Regions from separate parts of the Homo sapiens genome. Here region 2 is linked to region 1. A link is a loop called in an ENCODE intact Hi-C map of the cell type or tissue named here. Cell type or tissue: PC-3. All regions are shown on one strand. Each heading gives the region's core, and the rest is flanking DNA. Links, peaks and the distances in the headings are about the cores only.

Evidence for each region. Hi-C counts contacts between places; a loop is a spot of excess contacts. Peaks named below come from ENCODE experiments on the same cell type or tissue, not always from the same donor. Only the 100,000 strongest peaks of a DNase experiment are listed, where the experiment ranks them.
Region 2: a loop joins it to region 1, with 6 times the contacts of the local background. A loop is called at or near these places in 1 of 110 quality-filtered maps.

What each region holds. Positions count from the first base shown.
Region 1 is chr3:158,058,669-158,069,947 of GRCh38, reverse strand. No RefSeq gene overlaps it. Among named protein-coding and RNA genes, the nearest start is that of SHOX2, 42 kb to the left of the region's middle. RefSeq lists enhancers at 6,517-8,315, 9,737-11,279. In PC-3, for the core only: no CTCF peak of the experiment used is centred there; no DNase peak of the experiment used is centred there.
Region 2 is chr3:157,976,694-157,987,972 of GRCh38, reverse strand. No RefSeq gene overlaps it. Among named protein-coding and RNA genes, the nearest start is that of SHOX2, 120 kb to the left of the region's middle. In PC-3, for the core only: no CTCF peak of the experiment used is centred there; DNase peaks (open chromatin) are centred at 4,862 and 5,922; H3K4me3 peaks cover 1,081 bases; H3K27ac peaks cover 3,356 bases.

The DNA.
Region 1 (11,279 bases), core at 2,298-10,297:
AATTCTCCATATGGTTTGATAAGAATCTAATTATGGGAAAAATTTACCCAAGAAAATAAAATGGAACTTTCTCTCACAGATAACTGATAAGAAGTAGCCTAGAAAACAATATTGCTGAAACAAATAAAAATGAATCAAGGCCAAAATGCTTTAGATGCCCTTGAAAAAAATCAAGACGTTATTTAGAAGTATTTGGTAACTGTTTCCATAGCAGACTTCAGAAAATGGGCTTGCAGTCAATGTGGTTCTCTCTGTAAAACCTGCGTAGCAGTGTCAGTAACCATTTATTCTGTCATCATTTGGAAGTTAGAGAGAGCTGGCTTGGAAAATGGGGAGATTTATAGAAAAACAAAGCTTATTGTATATAAATAGCCTGAAAATTTGATGAAAATAACCAATCATACATAACCTAACCAGAAAAAAGAGGAAAAGAAATTATATACACATACAAAAGGTTCTAAATGGAATATATTTCAAAGTTACAACACCATGAGGGCCCAAAAGAGGATACTGTTGGATCAGTGAAATGTGATGAAATGATTTAGGTTGAATGATACCAGTTCCATGCTATTTGGTTACTGTAGCCTTGTAGTATAGTTTGAAGTCAGGTAACATGATGCCTCCAGCTTTGTTCTTTTTGCTTAGGATTGTCTTGGCTATGCGGACTCTTTTTTGGTTCCATATGAAATTTAAAGTAGTTTTTTTTTATGCCCCTTGGGAATATTTCTTTTTCTTTTTTTATTATTATTATACTTTAAGTTTTAGGGTATATGTGCACAATGTGCAGGTTAGTTACATATGTATACATGTGCCATGCTGGTGTGCTGCACCCATTGACTCGTCATTTAGCATTAGGTATATTTCCTAATGCTATCCCCCGACCCCACAACAGTCCCCAGAGTGTGATGTTCCCCTTCCTGTGTCCGTGTGTTCTCATCGTTCAATTCCCACCTATGAGTGAGAACAATTCTGTGAAGAAAGTCAATGGCAGCTTGATGGGAATAGCATTGAATCTATAAATTACTTTGGGCAGTATGGCCATTTTTACAATATTGATTCTTCCCATTGATGAGCACGGAATGTTTTTCCATTTGTTTGTGTCCTCTTTTATTTCCTTGAGCAGTGGTTTGTAGTTCTCCTTGAAGAGGTCCTTCACATCCTTTGTAAGTTGTATTCCTAGGTATTTTATTTTCTTTGTAGCAATTGTGAATGGGAGTTTGCTCGTATTTTGGCTCTCTGTTTGTCTATTATTGGTGTATAGCATGCTTGTGATGTTTGCACATTGATTATGTCTCCTGAGACTTTGCTGAAGTTGCTTGTCAGCTTAAGGGGATTTTGGGCTGAGACAATGGGGTTTTCTAAATATACAATCATGTCATGTTCAAACAGAGATAATTTGACTTCCTCTCTTCCTGTTTGAACACCCTTTATTTCTTTCTCTTGCCTGATTGCCCTGGCCAGAACTTCCAATACTGTGTTGAATAGGACTGGTGAGAGAGGGCATCCTTGTCTTGTGCCAGTTTTCAAAGGGAATGCTTCCAACTTTTGCCCATTCAGTATGATATTGGCTATGGGTTTGTCATTAATAGCTCTTATTATTTTGAGATATGTTCCATCAATACCTAGTTTATTGAGTGTTTTTAGCAAGAAGGGTGTAAATTTTATTGAAGGGCTTTTCTGCATCTATTGAGATAATCATATGGTTTTTGTCATTGGTTCTCTTTGTGTGATGGATTATGTTTATTGATTTGCATATGTTGAACCAGCCTTGCATCCTAGGGATGAAGGGGACTTGATTATGGTGGATAAGCTTTTTTATTTTTATTTATTTTTATTTTTATTTTTTTGAGAAAAAGTCTCGCTCTTGTCCCCCAGGGTGGAGTGCAATGGCACGATCTCGGCTCACTGCAACCTCCCTCTCCCAGGTTCAAGTGATTCTCCTGCCTCAGCCTCCCGAGTAGCTGGGATTACAGGTGTGTACCACCACGCCCGGCTAATTTTTTGTATTTTAAGTAGACATGGGGTTTCACCATATTGGCCAGGCTGGTGGATAAGCTTTTTAATGTGCTGCTGGATTCAGTTTGCCAGTATTTTATTCAGGATTTTCGCATTTATGTTCATCAGGGATATTGGCCTGAAATTTTCTTTTCTTGTTGTGTCTCTGACAGGTTTTGGTATCAGGGTGATGCTGACCTCATAAAATGAGTTAGGGAGGAGTCTCTCTTTTTCTATTGTTTGGAATAGTTTCAGAAGGAATGGTACCAGCTCCTCTTTGTACCTCTGGTAGAATTCGGCTGTGAATCCATCTGGTCCTGGGCTTTTATTGGTTGGTAGGCTGTTAATTACTGCCTCAATTTCAGAACTTGTTATTGGTCTATTCAGGGATTTGACTTCTTCCTGGTTTAATCTTGGGAGGGTGTATGTGTCCAGGAATTTATCCATTTCTTCTAGATTTTCTAGTTTATTTGTGTAGAGGTGTTTATAGTATTCTCTGATGGTAGTTTGTATTTCCGTGGGATCAGTGGTGATCTCCCCTTTATTATTTTTATTGTGTCTGTTTGATTCTTCTCTCTTTTCTTCTTTATTAGTCTGGCTAGTTGCCTATCTATTTTGTCAGTGTTTTCAAAAAACCAGCTGCTGGATTCATTGATTTTTTTGAAGGGTTTTTCATGTGTCTGTCTCCTTCAGTTCTGCTCTGATCTTAGTTGTTTCTTGCCTACTGCTAGCTTTTGAATTTGTTTGCTTTTGCTTCTCTAGTTCTTTTAATTGTGATGTTAGCGTGTCAATTTTAGATCTTTCCCGCTTTCTCCTGTGGGCATTTAGTGCTATAAATTTCCCTGTAAGCACTGCTTTAGCTGTGTCCCAGAGATTCTGGTACATTGTGTCTTTGTTCTCATTGGTTTTAAAGAACTTCGTTATTTCTGCCTTAATTTCATTATTTACTCAGTAGTCATTCAGGAGCAGGTTATTTAGTTTCCATGTAGTTGTGTGGTTTTGAGTGAGTTTCTTAATCCTGAGTTCTAATTTGATTACCTGTTGTCTGAGAGACTGTTATGATTTCCTTTCTTTTGCATTTGCTGAGGAGTGTTTTACTTCCAATTATGTGGTTGATTTTATAATAAGTGCTATGTGGTGCTGAGAAGAATGCATATTCTTCTGATTTTGGGTAGAGAGTTCGTAGATGTCTATTAGGTCCACTTGATCCAGAGCTGAGTTCAAGTCCTGAATATCCTTGTTAATTTTGTCTCGTTGATCTATCTAATATTGACAGTGGGGTGTTAAAGTCTCCCACTATTATTGTGTGGGAGTCTAAGTCTCTTTGTCGGTCACTCAGGGCTTGCTTTATGAATCTGGGTGCTCCTGTATTAGGTGCATATATATTTAGGATAGTTAGCTCTTCTTGTTGCATTGATCCCTTTACCATTATGTAATGCCCTTCTTTGTCTTTTTTGATCTTTGTTGGTTTAAAGTCTGTTTTATCAGAGACTAGGATTGCAACCCCTGCTTTTTTTTCCTTTCCGTTTGCTTGGCAAATCTTCCTCCATCCCTTTATTTTGAGCCTATGTGTTTCTTTGCACATGAGAGAGGTCTCCTGAATATAGCACACCAATGGATTTTGACTGTTTATCCAATTTGCCAGTCTGTGCCCTTTAATTGGGGCATTTAGCCTATTTACATTTAAGGTTAATATTGTTATGTGTGAATTTGATCCTGTCATTATGATGCTAGCTGGTTATTTTGCCCCTTAGTTGATGCAGTTTCTTCATAGTGTTGATGGTCTTTACATTTTGGTTTGTTTTGCAGTGGCTGCCCTTAACATTTTTTCCTTCATTTCAACCTTGGTGTATCTGGCGATTATGTGTCTTGGGGTTGTTCTTCTCGAGGAGTATCTTTGTGGTGTTCTCTTTATTTCCTGAATTTGAATGTTGGCCTGTCCTTGCTAGGTTGGAGAAGTTCTCCTAGATAATATCCTGAAGAGTGTTTTCCAACTTGGTTCCATTTTCCCCATCACTTTCAGGTACACCAATCAAATGTAGGTTTGGTCTTTTCACATAGTCCCATATTTCTTGGAGGCTTTGTTTGTTCCTTTTCATTCTTTTTTCTCTAATCTTGTCTTCACACTTTATTTCATTAAGTTGCTCTTCAATCTCTGATATCCTTTCTTCCACTTGATAGATTCACCTGTTGATACTTGTGTATGTTTCACGAAGTTCTCGTGCTGTGTTTTTCAGCTCCATCAGGTCATTTATGTTCTTCTCTAAACTGGTTATTCTAGTTAGCAATTCCTCTAACCTTTAACCAAGGTTCTTAGCTTCTTTGGTGGGTCCATTCTTGAAGGTAACACTGTAATAGACAAACATTTCTTTTGGGGGAACAAACTATATATCTCCAATTTTTAGTTCAGTTTTGTATCATGTGAAGTAGAATAGTGCACCAAGTAGTGTCAAAAGATGACTTATGAAGTACTCACACTGCCACTTACTAAATGTGTGATCTTTGGCGAATTTATAAAACTGCGTTTATGAGTAGGTATAATAGTATCTACCTTACTGGGTTATTGTGAGGCTCGAAGGAGTTAACAAATGTGAATATACTATACAAATACTTAGTAAAATCCTGTAATGCTAAAATAGTTTAATTCTCTCCTTTAGCTGAGCCAAACTAAAATCCTGTAAATCAGTAACTTATTTCACAGTCTTCTGAAATTTAACAGTTTCCAAGTAGGCTTAGCATTGGAAAGTTATTTCACCATGGAATAGAGTATGGGGGAAACTTAATAGTCATGAGAGACTATTGCTTATCAGTAGTTTGGTTTAATGGAGATGCTAATTTGTAATTTACCATCATATTTTAAAAACTCAATTAACTTTCTGGAGGCAATTTTGCATTAAATGCATTCTATTAATTCTCTAGAATAATTTTTTGCTTGGTGACGTTAGTCTCTGAGAACAATAACCATCAGTTGCTCTGTTCACTAGACCTTTCTTTTGTAGATTTCAGTGTCATTGCCACTTGACCTTACTTTCTCGTAAGAAAAACTTTTCAGATCTTGGCTTCAAAGGTGCTGAAAAGAAAAATTTGGCATTTATAGTATGTTTTATTGAATCAAAAGAAAAACCTGGTAAATTAAGTGAAAAAAAGAAAATAAAACTTTTTTTTTCAATTTAATTGAGCTAATAAGACAGCTGCCAAAAATGGCTATGATGACATATAGTGGATTTTTACAAAAGCATTGAATAGAATATATATGGTTCTTTCAGTTGGAATGAAGAGCACAGTTCTTTGAATTCAGTCTGGTTCTGTGCTGAATGTCTTTGTTTAAAATATCTGTATTTTACACTTTTGGTCCTGTCTTTCCTATTGTGACAAGTTGCTACCTTCTCATGCCACCTTGATTAATCCTATATGAATTTTGTTGTGAACGTTTGTATATAAATATCAATTTGTTCAATTTCATGTGAAAATCCTGGCCCCCCTCCTCACTTTTGAAGCAGATTCAGATGTAAACTGTCTTTTTAATTATCTTCTTTATTTATTTAACACATGTGTTTTGGGTGTAAAGAAAAAAACCATTAATTTTCTAAAGTCCTAATCATGGTATATGGAAAGATCTTTTTGTGTTCACATAGAAAGGTTTTCTAGTTTCCAAGTGGATTTAGTATGTTAATCTGTCCATAGTAAATACTGGGAATGTTGTATTATTAATATTTTCACATAATAACCAGCGGGTTTCATGAAATGCTTATGTAACCATAATTTCACAATAAAACAGGTAAAACAAGAATATTTTAATTATAATTTTTATGTCACATTTGGTTTTTAAAATAAAATGGGATGATCAGATTTTCAAAAAGCAAGTGGCAGAATTGTCTTTGATTATTGCCCCCAAATCACTTTTAGTGATTTTTAATAATATGTACTTAGTTTTATACGTTTGTTTTAGGTTTTATTTCTATGTTTTTACCCTTACTCCTACCATTCCGTGTATGACTCAAATAATCACTTCTAATTATTCTTGATAACATTCAGTGCTTTTTTTCCTTTTTTTAATTTATTGACATGGTTTTGAATATCATGGTATTTTTCCTGTAAATTACTTCCTTAAAGAGATTCTAGGAATCAATCTGTATATATGTTATATTATTCTTATCAACAGGAGAACTCATGATTTTTTAAAAGAAATAGTAAAAGATGAAAAGATAACCTGAAATGGATAACAGAACATAAACTGAATGGGCAGAAATAAAGACAGTTAAAGAAAAAATGTGGTAAAGGAAAAAGAAACAGGTCCTAGGGGATTATTTTAGGGTACAATAGACAATGTAATACAGTAAAAAAAGAAAAACAGGGATGAAAGTCCTGAAGATAGGTGGGAAAAAATAGCAAGAATGTATATTTAGGCAAGGCAGGAATAAAAAGTCAAAGGCTATGAGAAAACAAGATTTATTTTAAAATCCAAGTAAAGAGTTGAAACATTTGTAATACATTGAGAATAACTGAACTACAAAACATATAGGAAAATATTCACAGAGGCAAAAACATTAAAAAGAATTTTAAAGTGTATTACATTTCCACTCAGATTATTTCTATTTTTGAAAAATGGCTACATTCAGATTAACAATTACCACAAAGTAATGTTTCTATAGTATAATTTGCAGTCATAGAGTTTATGTGTTTAAACTAATGCCATCAGAATGAAAAAGGACATTATTAAAGATATTATCTAAAGGTAAAGACCCAATCTAGAGAATATATTTGAAGGGAAACTCTCTTATTACGCTACAACACCAGCTGTCCTAAAGGCTTTATAGAACATAATTGTGATTAAGCAGCACTCCTGCTGCTGGTGTAGGAGTTATAGCCAATAATAATGTATTGACATTTATATGGTTGTGATGCTCTGACCTGAACTTGCGTAACTAGTGCCCTAGTAATTGCCAAGTGTTTCACATTCACTGTAATGCCAAGATAAAAATAGCAAAGTTGATTAAATACAGTTAGATGTTAATATAAAATAATAAAGTTAAGTACTTCATATAATGTTGTTCCTGACAATTTGTTTTCCTCATTGAGTAAGTGAATGCAATTTATGGAAAAATAGCCCTTCATATTATTTCCCTAAAGTTAGTCACCATGAATAATTAGTCTTTACTAAGCAGTTATTAAATCTTCACTCGCATTGTAAATCAGTTGAAAATGAGGAGCAATAGGAGAAAGCAAGATTAGATTTTTAGAATGCTATTTTATTGTGCGTTTTAAGGTACTAGGTCACCAGGTTTTTGTATTATTGTAATATATCAGATAATAAAATTTGATTTATTTAAACCTTCTCTTAAACATTTTCACGTTCTCCAATGCTCAAGAATCTGTAAAAAGTTGAATATTTACTTACAGTTCTATTAACTTTTCCTCCAAATCGGATATTTCCCTCACTTCCTTATTTTGTGATAATAAACGTACTAATGGATGCTTTCATTGATGGGCCCCTACTTAAGGAAAATGAAAACTAAAAATGATTCTGGTTCTTTAAAAGTTTATTCCTATGGCACCATCGTGTAAGCATACATATGGGACAGTAAAAATGGAAGACGACACATTAAATGACATTATTATAAAATGCAATACTCTTGGAATGATCCCTTATTAAATTAGGCTCTATGATGTGAGATGAATTTCCCCGATCCCTAATCCATCACTGGAGAAATATTAAAAGATAGGTCTCAACTGGTATTAGAATCGCACTCAGTCTCTACTTTCATTATTTTGAATTAGGGTGCTACTGGGGGAAAGCCTCTTAATGAGAATTAGAGTGATTCACTGGCCTTCTTTTGGATTTTGACAAGTAAAATATTAACTCTTCAGTCACAGCTGTCTGAATTAAAATACTTGGCAGCCGCAGATGCACAAATTAAATTGGCCTTTATGTTTCCATATTGCTGACCTCCTTAGAGGCAAAAACATCAAACTCAACAATAACAAAAAAGTCACAGTGTGTCATTTCTTGGAAGAAAATATATTTATTGAAGTTTTTATAGTTGTTTCAATTTTAACATACAATTGAACAACTCTAAGACATTTTGAAGTGAAATTTTGTTTTGATTATAAATTACATAAACTTCAGCCACACATCAGTTATTTTAAGCCATTAACTAGTTGTTAAAATAATCAGCGATGTTTTGGGGGTTTTCTTGCCTGTTTAAATCCCATTAATCAGAACTGTGAGTTGAATATCAGAGTAAATACAGTGAATTCAGCATCAAAACATTTAAAGCACATTTACTTGGAAATACACACAAAGATTTATCCCTCTTTTCAATCCAAAAATAGATTGCATTGAAGATGAAAAATTAATTTAGTGGAATTGATTTTCTCCTAAATATGGTGTTCAAATTTAACATTTATTGTATAACTAAACAAAAAAAATAAAATCTACGTTTGTTGTTTTTAAAAAATAATGACAATTTATACCTATGTCTCACTCAATGGAGTTAGTGATTTGAGTGAATACTCAACAGAGTTAGTAATTTATAGAGTAATTCAAATAATGATTAAAAAAATCTGGCCTGTCATTACATACTGGTTTCTGACTTCTTTGCCTTTCTGTGGTCACTATAACATCATCTTCCACTTCTCTCTAATTACTACTCATTGATCTAAACTTGTGATTGGTTGGACAATGATTTGAGGTAGACACTGATGAATGAATCTTACCCATCTTACTTTACACATCCAGTAAAGTGATGAACTCAGGGACATGTGTTGTGAATCTAGGTTTTTCCTAAAACCATGGAACTAACAAAAAGGATTAGGAAAGTGCCTCTCCATTTCCCAGTGAGGTTCAGTTTATGAGAGAAAAGCTCTTCTTTGAAGGAATTTTGAGAACCCTTAGCATTATATAAACTATAATTCTGGAGACAGTGTGATATTTATATGCCCTATGGAATCACGCTTCTACATCTTTGGTAACGTGTGGGCCAAATACTAAATTATGAGTCTTCTAATGAATTTTGTTTGTGTAAGTGCATACACTTTTATGTAGATGAAAAAAAATACTCAGAGATCTAAGGTTATTTAATTTTAATAGACAAGAGTGCTAGGCATGATATGCAAGGAAATTGTACATAATTATTTTATTTCTCCAAAACTTTAGGGTTTGGCAAGTTGGAGAAAAACGTTTATTTATTTATTTATTTATATTTTGAGACAGAGTCTCGCTCTGTCACCCAGGCCGGAGTGCAGTGGTACGATCTCGGCTCACTGAAACCTCTGGCTCCCGGGTTCAAGCGAGTCTCCTGCCTCAGCCTCCTGAGTAGCTGGGACCACAGACATGGACTACCATGCCCAGCTAATATTTGTATTTTTAGTAGAGATGGGGTTTTGCCATTTTGGCCAGGCTGGTCTTGAACTCCTGACCTCAGGTGATCCACCCGCCTTGGCCTCCCAAAGTGCTGAGATTACACACATGAGCCACCGCGCCTGGCCCTTATTGACTTTTTATAGGTTACATTTTAGTTTACTTTATTTTCATTTTAATTATCTTTACATTATAATTGTGTTTCACTATTAAGCTTTTCATACTTAAAAGAAAATATCACAAAGCAGTATGCTTTTTATAGTGAGGACAAATTATAATAGACCAAGATCTTAAAGTTTTACCATTTATATTCTCTTCTAGAAGAAAATAAGGTAATCAACATTATATTAACATATATTCTGAATATTTATTAATGATAAATGTGTGCTTCAAATTGACTGTTATTAAATTATAAAAGAAAAAACGTTTTGGTAGTAGATAGACAGTATGAATCTACCTGTGCATGCAATTATTTGAGATTGTGTCTTTTCACATAAAAATATAAGCTATAAAATGGGTGTGTTGGTGCTAGTCAGCTACTCAGGAGGGAGAGGTGAGAGTATTGCTTGGGCAACATAGCAAAATTCCATCTCTTTAAAAAAATTGTGTATATATATATGTGTATATCTATATAAAATGTATGTGTGTATATATAATGTATGTGTATATATGTATATACATAATGTGTGTGTGTGTGTATCCTGTTGTATCAACACGTTTCTTGCTTTGTCTTATTTTTAGCTTGGAAATACCTGAATTTTAAAAATTTGGCATATCTTTTTAGAACTCAGTTATTACTTAAATCCATCCATCATGTAAGTAACCTGTTGCATTAAAAATGTATCATTAAAATTATTCAATTATTTTCAGAATATTGATAGGGCTATGCATTTTTACTGGCAATTCCTAATCCTATTATACAAGAATGAAAACTTGGAATACTACCGGAATGAAAAATTACTGCCCCGATTCAAAGGTGAATGTAACCACCACTCTTGCTTTGTCCTGTAACTAACTGCAATGTTTTGTAAGAACCTTGAATAGTAGTAGAGCATTATGCAGACAGATTACCAACACGGGAGGCTCAGTCTGTGAATTAGTTCTACCAGAACTACTTAATGCATCTTTTCTGGAATTAAATGTGCATGGAAGTCTGCCATAGGGCAAGCCACAAGGTGGTTTAATTTCTTTTTTAGAACACATTAGTAGAACTCGATAAAGGGTCAAGTAATTTCATCCAACTTGCCACTAGTTAGTTAAGAGAAAATGACAGTACTTGAGGCTGACATTGTTACATTTCCACAAATATATTTTATAAAATAGCAGTTTAAAATTTCATTTTTTTGCAGAAAGAGTGATTGCCTAAGGAATACTTCTTAGCTTTAAAAGATTACCTAGCCTGTAGCTAAATAGGGCATTTTGATTAATATTTGCTATTTTGAAAGTGGGTTGAGGTCTGAAATGAGATGGTTACTTTTCAGGCAGGAGTGACTTTGGTTCCAAGGCTCCCGTAGTTTCCAGGGAGGCTGCACGGGGAGTAATTTCAGCGAATTGTAAGCGGACAGTAACTCCACAGGGAGCTCCGGCAATCATGGCGGAAACAATGTTTACATCGATCAGCTGTCATGGTGATTTATGGCTTCATTTTGCTGTAATGGAGAATTAGTGGAAAGATTATCAGGGACTCAACACTTTGGCTTGTTACCCATGTCCAGACGAGCAATTTGTCTCCCTGAAGCAGCGAAATACTTGTGACAGCTCCAACACTTGCTCTAATTCAATCAAGAGAAAATGTTGGAATTAATTTGTTACAAGAAAATTTAAATATGTTCAGCAAACAGTAACCGCAGAGCAGAAGGCTGATTTATTGTGCTCGGCAAGATATCGATCCACTTCGATCTGGCCCATGTTGAGGTTTTAATGT
Region 2 (11,279 bases), core at 1,212-9,211, 81 kb after region 1:
TTTGGACTAACACTATGGGATTTTTTTTTTTTTTAAATATAGGATCATGTCATCTTGAAACAGGGATTGTTTGACTTCCTCTCTTCCTATTTGGACGCCCTTTGTTTCTTTCTCTTGCCTGATTGCTCTGGCCAGAACTTCCAATACTATGTGGAATAGGAATGGAGAGAGAGCGCATCCTTGTCTTGTACTGGTTTTCAAGGGGAATGCTTCCAGCTTTTGCCCATTCAGGATGATGTTGGCTGTGGATTTGTCATATATGGTTCTTATTATTTTGATGATCCCCTATACATTGTCACTCTTTTTCACACAATTTTAATTGCCTTTTACTCTGAACACATTGACATAGAAGCTAGCTAGAAAAGGACACTTTATATGTCAGTGTATTGCTTCAGTATTTGTTAAAATGTGGCAAACCACTGGCATATTTTGAACAATTTTGTTTTCTTCCTTTACAAACAACAAAGGTGGGTTCTCATCTGTATGAGTTATGACCCAAATATATGCTTATCTGTTTGCTGTAAAGTCTATGGCAGTGGCACATTTTTGCCTTATCCATTGAAAATGGTTGATTTTTAGGGCTTTATTTAAAATGAACGAATTATTTCCAGTTTATTTTTTATTGCAGATGAACCCACTTTTAGTCTATGTTGCTGATTACTCACCTAGAACTTTAATAGTTACATTAGGTCTCTTTCACATCCCATTCTTCATGTTATTTTTTTTTGCTTATCATTTTCAACCCATATCTTAGTCCATCAGTCAAACTACTGACAAGTATTTATTCAGTGCTTTCTCTTGGTCTGATGTTACAGAGAAAAACAAAATATAAGCTTTTGAAAAACTTGCATTCTTCTCAAGGAGTCAAGACTTATAGCCATGGAAACAATATTTTTAAAACTAGAGATAACTTTGGAGAATATCTATTTGAAGATGAGAAAAATGAGGCTCAGAGAGGTCAAGTGACTTACTCAAAGTCACAATGCTAGTTAGTGGCCAATCAAGGCCAGAATCCAACTATACCATGTTACTTCATCATGTAATAGGTGAAAAAGGTTGTAGGCATACTGCATTTGGAAATCTTTGTTTTTAATGAAGTCCACAGGTAAGATTTATGCCAGCCTAATTTTAAAACAGCTGAGCTAGCTTACCTAACTCTTTAAAAAATAATATGAGAGTCTCACAAAAGTTATGTTTCCAGAGATAGAAAGCTGTTTGGCATTCAAGGCCATCTATACATTGGCCCTAGAAAGACAGTGTGATGTAGTGGAAGGAGACCATATTGAGTTGGGTTCAAATCCCAGCTTTGTTATTCATTTTGTGGCTTTCAGAAAGTCACAGAACTATTTTGAATTGGTTTTTTGTCTACAAAGTGGGAGAGGTGCCAAAGGGTCATTGTTAGAATTAGCAATAATATCTGCAAAGTATTTGAAAATAAATAAATAAATAAATAAATAAATAAAAGGACTATATCACAGGATGTGGTTAAGTGTTAAAATACATGAATCCAGCTAAGAGTGGTTTAGTAGGTCAAGGATAAAGGATATTAATTTGGCTGAAAGTGAGTAAAGTAGGCATTCTGGGGAGGCAAGATCTGTACTAGTTCTTGAAGGATATGTAGGAGTTGGATAGGTGGAATGGAGAGGGAGAAACCTTTCCAGGTTAGAAATGCTGGTAATTGCAGAAGGAGAAATACTGATGGGGCTAGGGCAGTCTGAATTCTGGACGAATCTGCTGGACCTCTTAATACACCTATAACTTTCACTCATCTATGCAAACATAAAAAGACAGGTAAAGGGTTAAATGGAGGCAATGTGGGATAGTAAAAAGAGCACAGCGTCCAGAATTAGAAACACCTGGCTTCAAGTTCTGGCACCTCTGCTTAGTAGTTAAATGCCCTTGCAAGTTTCTTAACCTTTGCAGGTTTTTTCCACATCTGCAAATAGCAGTAAAAACATCTTCCTCATGAGACTCTTGATGATTAAATGAGGGAATGTGTGTGAAGAGCCCAATATAGTGTGGGACAAGAAGTATGTCCTTAGTATATTGTGGGTGTGGTTATTGCTGTTATGTTCTAAGTACGGATTGTCCCCAGATTTGGTCAGTGACAAAATGCAAGTTTCCTGGGAGACTTGTTTCTTCTGTGGATTGTCCATCTGATGCACTGCTTTCCTCACTATTGAACATTGTATGGATTTGTTACATCAAGTGGATACAGTCTTTGCCTTTGTAGGTCTTCTAGTTCAAGTGACACCAACACATATATTTGCTGATAGATGCTCACAAATGTAGCCAACAACTCCAGCTAGATGGATGACTTAAGAGTAGATACTAAGAAACCCATAAATGCCTACATTTTAGGAAACTGTTGTCTTTACTTGAGTATTCTTATTTGATGTAGAAATGGTGGTCGAAAGCTGGTATTCTCCCCAGTCTCATGCCATATATAAAAATTAACCTAGCTATAAGAGCTAAAGCAGTAAAACTCTTAGAAAAAAAACAGTGAAAAATTTTCATGACCTTGTATTTGGCACTCAGTTCATAAATATCACACCAAAAGCATATGCAATGAAATAAAATGAGCAGATCACACTTCATCAAAATTAAAAACATTTGTCTACATCAAAGGACAGTATCAAGAGAATGAATACAAAACTCACAGGATGGAAGAAAAATATTTGTAAGTTATATATCCAATAAGGATTTAATATCTACAAAATATGTAAAGAACTACAATTCAACAATGAGACAAAAATTCAATTAAAAATGGTCAAAGGATTGAATAGAGATTTCTCCAAAGAACATGTACATATGGGCAATAAATACAATAAATGATCATTTATTAGTCTTTAGAAAAAGAGAAAGCAAAATCACAGTGAGATACTACGTCACACCTTCTAGATGGGTTTTAATTTTAAAAATGAAAAATAAGTGTTGATGAGGATGTAAAGAAACTGGAAACCTTTTGTAATGTGGGGAGAATATAAAAGGGTATAGCTGTTTTAGAAAACAGTTTGGAAGTTTCTCAATATTTGAACATAAAATTCCACCCCATGTATATATTTTCACTCCAAAGAATTGAAAACAGGGGCTCAAACATATACCTGCATTCCAACGTATGTTGCAGTATTATTCATAATAGCCAAAGGTGGGAACAACCCAAGTGTCAATTATACATGAATGAATAAACAAAATGCTGTGTATGTGTGTATATATATATAAAAATACACATTTTTATATACATATATACACATATATGCACGACATGCACTATTGCACATATATACATTATATACACATATATACGCACATATGTATACATGTGTGTAATGTATACACATGTATACATATGTACACACATATCTATATATATACACACACGTGTCTATCTATCTATCTATCTATCTATCTATCTATCTATCTATCTATCTATCCATCCATCCATCCATCCATCCATCCATCCATCCATCTATCTATCTATCTATCTATCTATCTATCTATCTATCTATCTATCTAGAGAGAAAGCCGGGCTCCTCACTGGTCAATGGACTTACAAGGTGAGAAATTCTAACCTTTTCTTCTTCCCATGGTGAATTCATTTCTAGTGATCGCGCATATGCCAAAGAATATTTTCACTTCCTCTGATTGGTGAAGGCAGCAAAATACAGAGGAGAGAGACTCTGGAGAGCTGAAAGGATGTGAGCTTTGTTGACAGAAGCACTGGGCTGGTGTTTCAGCTTCCTGCCACTTTCTGACTGAGTTATCACGGACAATCTACTTAGCCTTGTTCCAAATGGACACCCACACCTGTAAAATGGCACTACTTCTGCCTCACAGGGTTGTTGTGAGGGTTACATGCAGTAATATATTCGAGTACGCTTTGTGAAGGTTAAAACATTATGTGAATCTTAGTTTTTATTCCAGGGGGGTGAAAAGGGGCATTCTATTCATTGGGAAAGTTTCTTTTAATACTGAGAAAATCACTCAGGGAGTATCTTGAAGTTGAGATGAACAAGAGAAAAGAATGATTATTGATTATTGTAGCCAAGAGCTCTGCAGGGCAAATAACAATGGTAATCACTATTATTTATTAAGTCCTTAGTATATGCTATTCACCCTATATACAATTTTCCAAATTTTTATTACAGCACTACAAATGTACTTTCTATTCCCATTTTCCAGAAGAAACAAACTCAGAGCAGTCATCTGATTTTCCCAAAGACATACATATAAAGTTTTGAGCTACGATTTGAGCCCAAGGATGACTGACTCGAATTGATCACATCCTTTTAACTCAATATAAAGTTCAATATTGTAGAAAACATCAACTGGGACATGGACAGGAAGAATTCTAAGAATCTGGCATTTATTGGTTGCCACACATATTCCCTCATCTTAATCCTCAGGAGTCTCACGAGGAAAACGTTTGTACTGCCACTTTGCAGATGAGAAAACAGACCTATAAGGCTAGGAAACTTACTCCAGGGCATTTAACTACTAGGTGGAGACTCTCCCAGGTGGCTTTCATCTCCATCTAACTGGAGTTGTTGGCTATGTTTGTGAGCATCTATCAGCAAATATGTGTGTTGGTGTCATTTCAACTAGAAGACCTACAAAGGCAAAGACTGTATTCATTTGACTTTCCAAATCCATATAATGTTCAATAGTGCAGAAAACAGTGCATCAGATGGACAATCCACAGAAGAAACAAGTCTCCCAGGAAACTTGCATTTTGTCACTGGCCAAATCTGGGGACAATCCGTACTTAGAACATAACAGCAATAACCACACCCACAATATGCTAAAGACATACTTCTTGTCCCACACTATATTGGGCTCTTCACACGCATTCCCTCATTTAATCATCAAGAGTCTCATGAGGAAGATATTTTTACTGCTATTTGCAGATGAGGAAACAGACCTACAAAGATTAAGAAACTCGCAACGGCATTTAACTACTAGTTGGAGGTGCCAGAACTTGAAACTAGGTGTTTTTTACTTTGGATGCTGTGCTCTTTCTGGTACTCCACATTGCCTCAATTTAAATCTTTATCCAGCCTTCTCATGATTGGATGGAGTATGGCAGTTATAGGTAGATTAAGAGGTTCAGCAGCCTCTTATAGATTCCAGTCTTCCTCAGTTTCCATCACCAGCATTTCACCACACCTAATCTTGAGGGTCTTCTTCCCCTTTATTTGATTAGCTCCAAACCTATATGTTCTTTGAGACTCAGATCAGGTCTGAACTCTGAGCTCTATAGAGCTTTCTTTTGTACCACAGCAGGGGTGGTCAGACACCACTTTCACCGTCTAATTTAAAGGTTCCTCTAAAAGGCTTGCAATGATAAAGATCTTTAAAAGAATATTTGTCATAAGATATAAACTGATGTATCTAGAAAACTATTCCAATTATGGCTGTTATTTATAGAAGCAAATACCATTGGTGAGTTTTAGCAAAGCACTTATAGTAGAGTGGTTTGGATAAAATCCAGGTTATTCACTTGTTAATACATTATTGATATTAACAAAATCAAATGTTAGGCTGAGCACCAAGTTTTTTTCCTCCTAATACCATGTGTTTACTAAGGCTATTACCCTTTCCAATCATTATTTGTCAAACACAAATTTCATAGTACGTACCACAATTTCTGAGACTCTTGTTACAGTTTGGAAATGTAGACACAGAGAATCAACCAATATAAAGAAAAACCCACTCAATCAATTTTGCATCATTACCCATGAAGCTCTTTTCCACTGTTGTTTAGAAAGATTCAAGATGAAAAGAGGCCATAGCTTACTGTTGTTTTATGCACTCCCTCACTATCCACTGTGCTCGGTTGTTTGTTATGGATTACTCACTCTCTCCCAGGTGGCTTTCAGTAGTGGTCAAATATTTAAGAAGCATTTATATCATCATGACTCCAACATATACTTCCCCTTCAGTGCTTCACTCCTTCCCAGCCCGAGTCATCACATGCTTGATTATGTAATGTAGCACTAACTTACCTCCATTTTATTTTATCTTTTCTTGTCAGAGCAAGATCTTACGATACAACAAACCAGAGTCACAGATAACTGTGACTCATGTGGGCAGGTCAGGGTAGGCAAAAAAGGGAGTGCCATTCAAGCATGGTGGACTGGACAACCTATTTCTCTCCCCACACCTTTATTAGCTGCCTGTTGTGACTTACAGATGGGTGGTGAGGGCAGAACCTGGCCCTAGAGTAAGATTTCATTGCTAGCTCCAACATTCAATAGCTCTGCTTTTGGGTAAACCCTTACACGCCCTCTAAGTCTTCATTTCCACACCTCCACAAGAGACTAATGACATACTTACCTCATATGATTGTTGTGAAAATAATATGAGACCACCAACAAAAAAGTGCTTTATAAATTTTATTTATAAGACTATTTTATTAATCTATAGTTGTTAAAAAGTTTATCTATGTTAATTCCAAATCCGCCCTTCTCTAAATTATGTCCATTGCTTTTAGTTCTCCTAATTTACCAATAACAACAATGATAGTGATAATATCATTTGCCATTTTGAGCACTTACTATACAATTTTGAGCACTTACTATACAAAGTCATGCTTTTTTTGTGAAATACAGAGTCTTTATGGAGTAACATGACTTTTGAAACTGGCAATATGATGCAAACTGGCACATTGAAAGATTCATTAAAAAAATAAAGCTAATAGTGATCTGATAGAAAAAGCATTGTGCCTGTAAGTCCATAGTTGTGATCTGCAACACTCCAGATCTCAGCAGGAAGCAGATGACCCACTCTAAGGACAGTTCAATGATGAGAATGTTTACAAAGGTGTAGGCAGAATGTAGGGGGTCACCAGGATATGGTGAAGTGCCCAGGGACTGGGACAAGGGAAAGCTGTTAACAGCTAGAAGGTAAAAGGGAAGGAAGCTATTACCAGGCTTCCATGAGCACAATACCCTTGGGAGAGGGGTTGTCTTCCAGGAGCTGTGGCTGTAGGTAACACAGCTATTACCAAACTGACATAGCAGAGAGGGATAGAGGGAATAAACACTCAGACCTGTCCCATTCTGTGATCTGGAGCTGCTTTCCATTTGCTGAGCCCAATCAGAAACTAGAGGGCCAGGGAGCCCAGCTAAAGCAGGGAGGTCAGTCACCTGGAGCCCAGAGCTGTGTGGAGAGTCTTTCTGGAAGGTCAATATAGAAAAAAAAAATAGTGCGGGATTATGAGAAATGCCAATATAAATAATACATAAATGTAGAATGAAATAGACAAACAATGAAATATGCAGACCTTACTCTAGGAATGGGCTGTGTCCAAAGCTTTGTTTTTTGGTTGTTTGGTGGTAACTCACCAAAAAACAGCTGCCATGACAACAAACTGCTCTCCCTATGAAATACACAATGCTCACAAATTACCCAGTTATCTTTTCTCCTTTATCATAAGTGGGTTGCTGATAGGATTTTGGAGTTGGTCTTGAGTTTCTCTAGTTTAGGCTTTGCGATTTCTTACCTGTGCTGTTGGGTACTTAGTTAACTTCTCTGAGCTTCAGTGTATGAACTTGTGAAATAAGGATACTGTTAGCATTACCTGTCGGGTAATAGGCTTTTGGGACTCCAGCTAGCTGAATGCAGAGAAACCACTTGAGAAGCTTGAGAGCTAACTTAGCTTTTCCTCTTGGGTCTGAGAATGTGGTCTTCAGTTTATTCCAAGAACTAGGAAAAGTCAAATATAAGCCCCCATTTCCCTTAAATGAGAATGTTTAATGAAGAGATTGAGTTTCTTTGAAAGAATGGACTGTGGTGCAGCATAAAGTTAACTCTTTGGATATGACTTACACAGGCATTAGTAGCTGCTATTGGGGGTTCTGGGGCCTTGCAAATGACTCCAGCATGTGCAATCCACCTCTGCCACATCTGCTCTGTGGGAGAATCTAATGCTCACATTCATTATTCTTTTATAAGTAGGTTGGGAACTTTTCCTAACTTAGCGTGTGTATGTATGTATGCTGCATGTGGTCTTTTTCTGCAAATCTGTAGCCCAGTGGTTCTCAACTTTAGCAAGCATCAGAATCATCTGAAGAGCTTGTTAAAACAGGTTTCTCAGCTCTGCGCTCAGAATTTCCATTCCAGTAGATCTGTGGTGGGGCCTGAGAACTTGCATTTGTATTACTAGGTTATACTGATGCTGCTGGTCCAGAGAGCACACTTTGAGAGCCACTACTTTGTCTCCCTGAACTTCTTTTCCATAGTGTTTGAGAGGGTTAAAGGAGGCAATTGACATAGAGTTCCTATCACAGCACCTGGTATGTAGTAAATATTTGCTTCTACTACTACCACAACTATCATGACTACTATGGCTGTTCAGCTGCTTCTACTACTTGGTAATCTTTCATTCCGGACGACATTAGTTAGGTATTAAGAGCAATGCCATCTGACTTAATTAAAGAAAATAATTACCTCTCTGGGAGAGATTTGCATTTTAAAGAAGCTTGTTAATTAAAAGAGATTTGTAATTTGAAGAATATTGGACTGTGATAAAGAGATATACAAAACTTCTGGCAATGTATAGTGGAAGATACTTTTGAGTAAGAAGCTGACATTCTGTAGGCTCTCTGCTGGGTCACCTCTCTGCAAAACTCCCAGATATTTAGGATTCCACATTCTTTCTAAAAGTTCTGAGCTTTTCCATGGGCTTCCATGGTAGGGAAAGCACATGGCCTGGGTGTGGGTAGAGCAGGTGCGGCCATTTATATGTATGGTTCTTTGCAAGTCTGGCATTTGTAAAATGGGTGATGCTTGTATTGTGTTTATTTATTCAATCATGTAATAGAAGATGCACATAAGATTATTTTGAAAAGTATGCCTTCCATTTTCATGCTGAGAATAATGCAGGAAGTTCAGTGTAATGCAGTTATAATAAAATAGTAGCAAAACAATATTTTGCTTTAAATCATGGAATTAGCAAGTAAAGACTAATTGGAAGCCAATCTTTTGCAAATTTTTTAAATGTAAGTTTATTTGGAGGATATGACTTGTTGGCCCAGAGTACATATAAAGAACAAAAGAGTATAATTAACAACAGTTTCAAATATGGACTTACCAGGCATCTTGATAAAATGAGTATTGACATGTATGTGAATGCCAACATTGTGTTTTTCCAATTCAATACTATGTTATGCCATAAAACTGTAGCAGTTATGAAAATTAGAATTGGTTAAAAACTGTTGAAATCTTTAAATTTTTCCTGTTTAAAAATCCGGAAAATATTAAACTTGTTCTAGAAGTTGAAGTAAAGAAATTAATGTCAGTGACAGAAATACAGTGAATCTAATTAGAAGTCCCTGGGCAGCAGCTCATTAGTGTGGTTAGTTAGTGAATGAAATTTCAGCTGCAGTGAATTAGACTATGCGTCTTCAGTTATTTTTTTCTAAAAAGAATTACAAAATGTCTACAACTGTTTTTTATTAGTAGAGTTATTTTTTCCTTCCCCACAAACAAGAAATATTTAGGATCCTTTTGTCATAAAAAAAGAAATGGCCATTTGGGGACAGGTTTTCTTAAATGCCTGGATGTTAAGCTTGGGTAAGTAAAACAAAATCTATTCTCCTGTGAGGGAGAGGCTTTCATTTGTCTGCTACACTGCTCAGTTTCACGTTTCTTTTGTCAAATCCTTTACTTTTTTTTTTTTTAACCATTTGTGCCTCTTTATTAGATTTCTGTAACAAAAAAAAATCTCATCTAGATTGAATAATATTCTAGTGAAAGATATTTAATGTAGGTTGGGACATTTATCTGTCAGTTGCTAAAATGTGACACATTTCATTTTTCATGTTACTACCATGGATATCTGTATCTTTGTCACTTGAGAGTTCATGGGAAATTTAGAGACCCAAGAGCCTGAATTCCGGTAGTTCAGAAGTGCTCATAAGCAAGGTATGATCATTGGGCAATTACTGCAGGATATGATAACCCCATCCCCTGGGGTGTTTAAATGCTTTTTTAGATTATAGTAGAAGTTTAGGACCTGGGCTCACACCTTTCTGTAGAGCCCTAAAATGGTAGAGTCCTGTTCACCCACAGTTTAGCTATGATCCCAGTGTTTTGGGGTCTGCAGGTTAAGACTGGGGATAGCCAACAGCAGTTTCTCAACTGGAGGTGACTTTGTTCCCCACGGAACATTTGGCAATGTGTGTGGACAATTTTGATGGTCACAACTCACAGCTGGGAGGGTGGGAGTGACTGCTGACATTTACTGGGTGATGACCAGGGATGCTGCTAAGTACCCTACACAACGAAGAATAATCTGACCCCAAATGTCAGTAGTGCTGAGATTGAGAAACTGTCCTACTGTCATCAAGTGCTTGCCGAATGAGCAGACACACACATAACGGATGGTACAACTTTCAGCTGCCTGAATCCCTGCAGAATGTAAAATGGGGTATGCACTGGAATGGAGCCAAACATTGCAAAGACCTCCTAACCCTGTCATTGAAAAGACTTCTGTGACAACTGTTTATTTCCTTACTCTCCTTTTTAAAAAAACATACATTTCCAGTTTATTTCTCTCTGGAAGTCCTTGGGTCAGTGGCATGTAGAAAATTGTGTTACACTTTCAGCAATTGACTAATATATTTTCCAATATGACTGGTCTCGAAGATCAGTCACCAAAATACTTTTCAGTCTAGCTTAGATGTATTTTTTTAAGTAGAGGGAGAATCATGTGAGGCTTTGAATAAAAAAATCTAAAACATCATGTTTTCTGTGCAACAACACCATGTGTACATTGCAAGAAATACAAGCATAGAATACTGGGGGGAGAGAAATTATGGGCTGGCCTGCCAGGCAGGAGTATGGAGGGTAAGCTCCAGTGCCAAAGGAAGAGGGAAGAGATGGGGAAAGGAGTCAAGTGAGGGAGAGAAAGAGTCCTTCTTGTGGGAGGAAGACCTTTTATTTAATGAAGGAAAAGATTTGTTTGTGAACACAGGGTATAAATATTATATACATTCCTCTCACTTTTCTAAAAAAAACTCTGCATTGACATAGGAAAGGAGAGTAAGATGATTTGGACACCAGGAAAAATGAACACAGAGAGTGGCAGGAAATGGAAATATTTTCTTCAAGTCATAAGAAATGGTGCCTGGCAATGTCAAGAAGCAGCAATTCCACTTAACTTCACGGTACTGCAAGCTACTGAAAATGGTGTGGAACTGGTATAAACTGGTATAATCTACTTGGTGCGAAGGCAATAGTATATGCAACTTAAATCAAGAAACCAAATGCTCAGG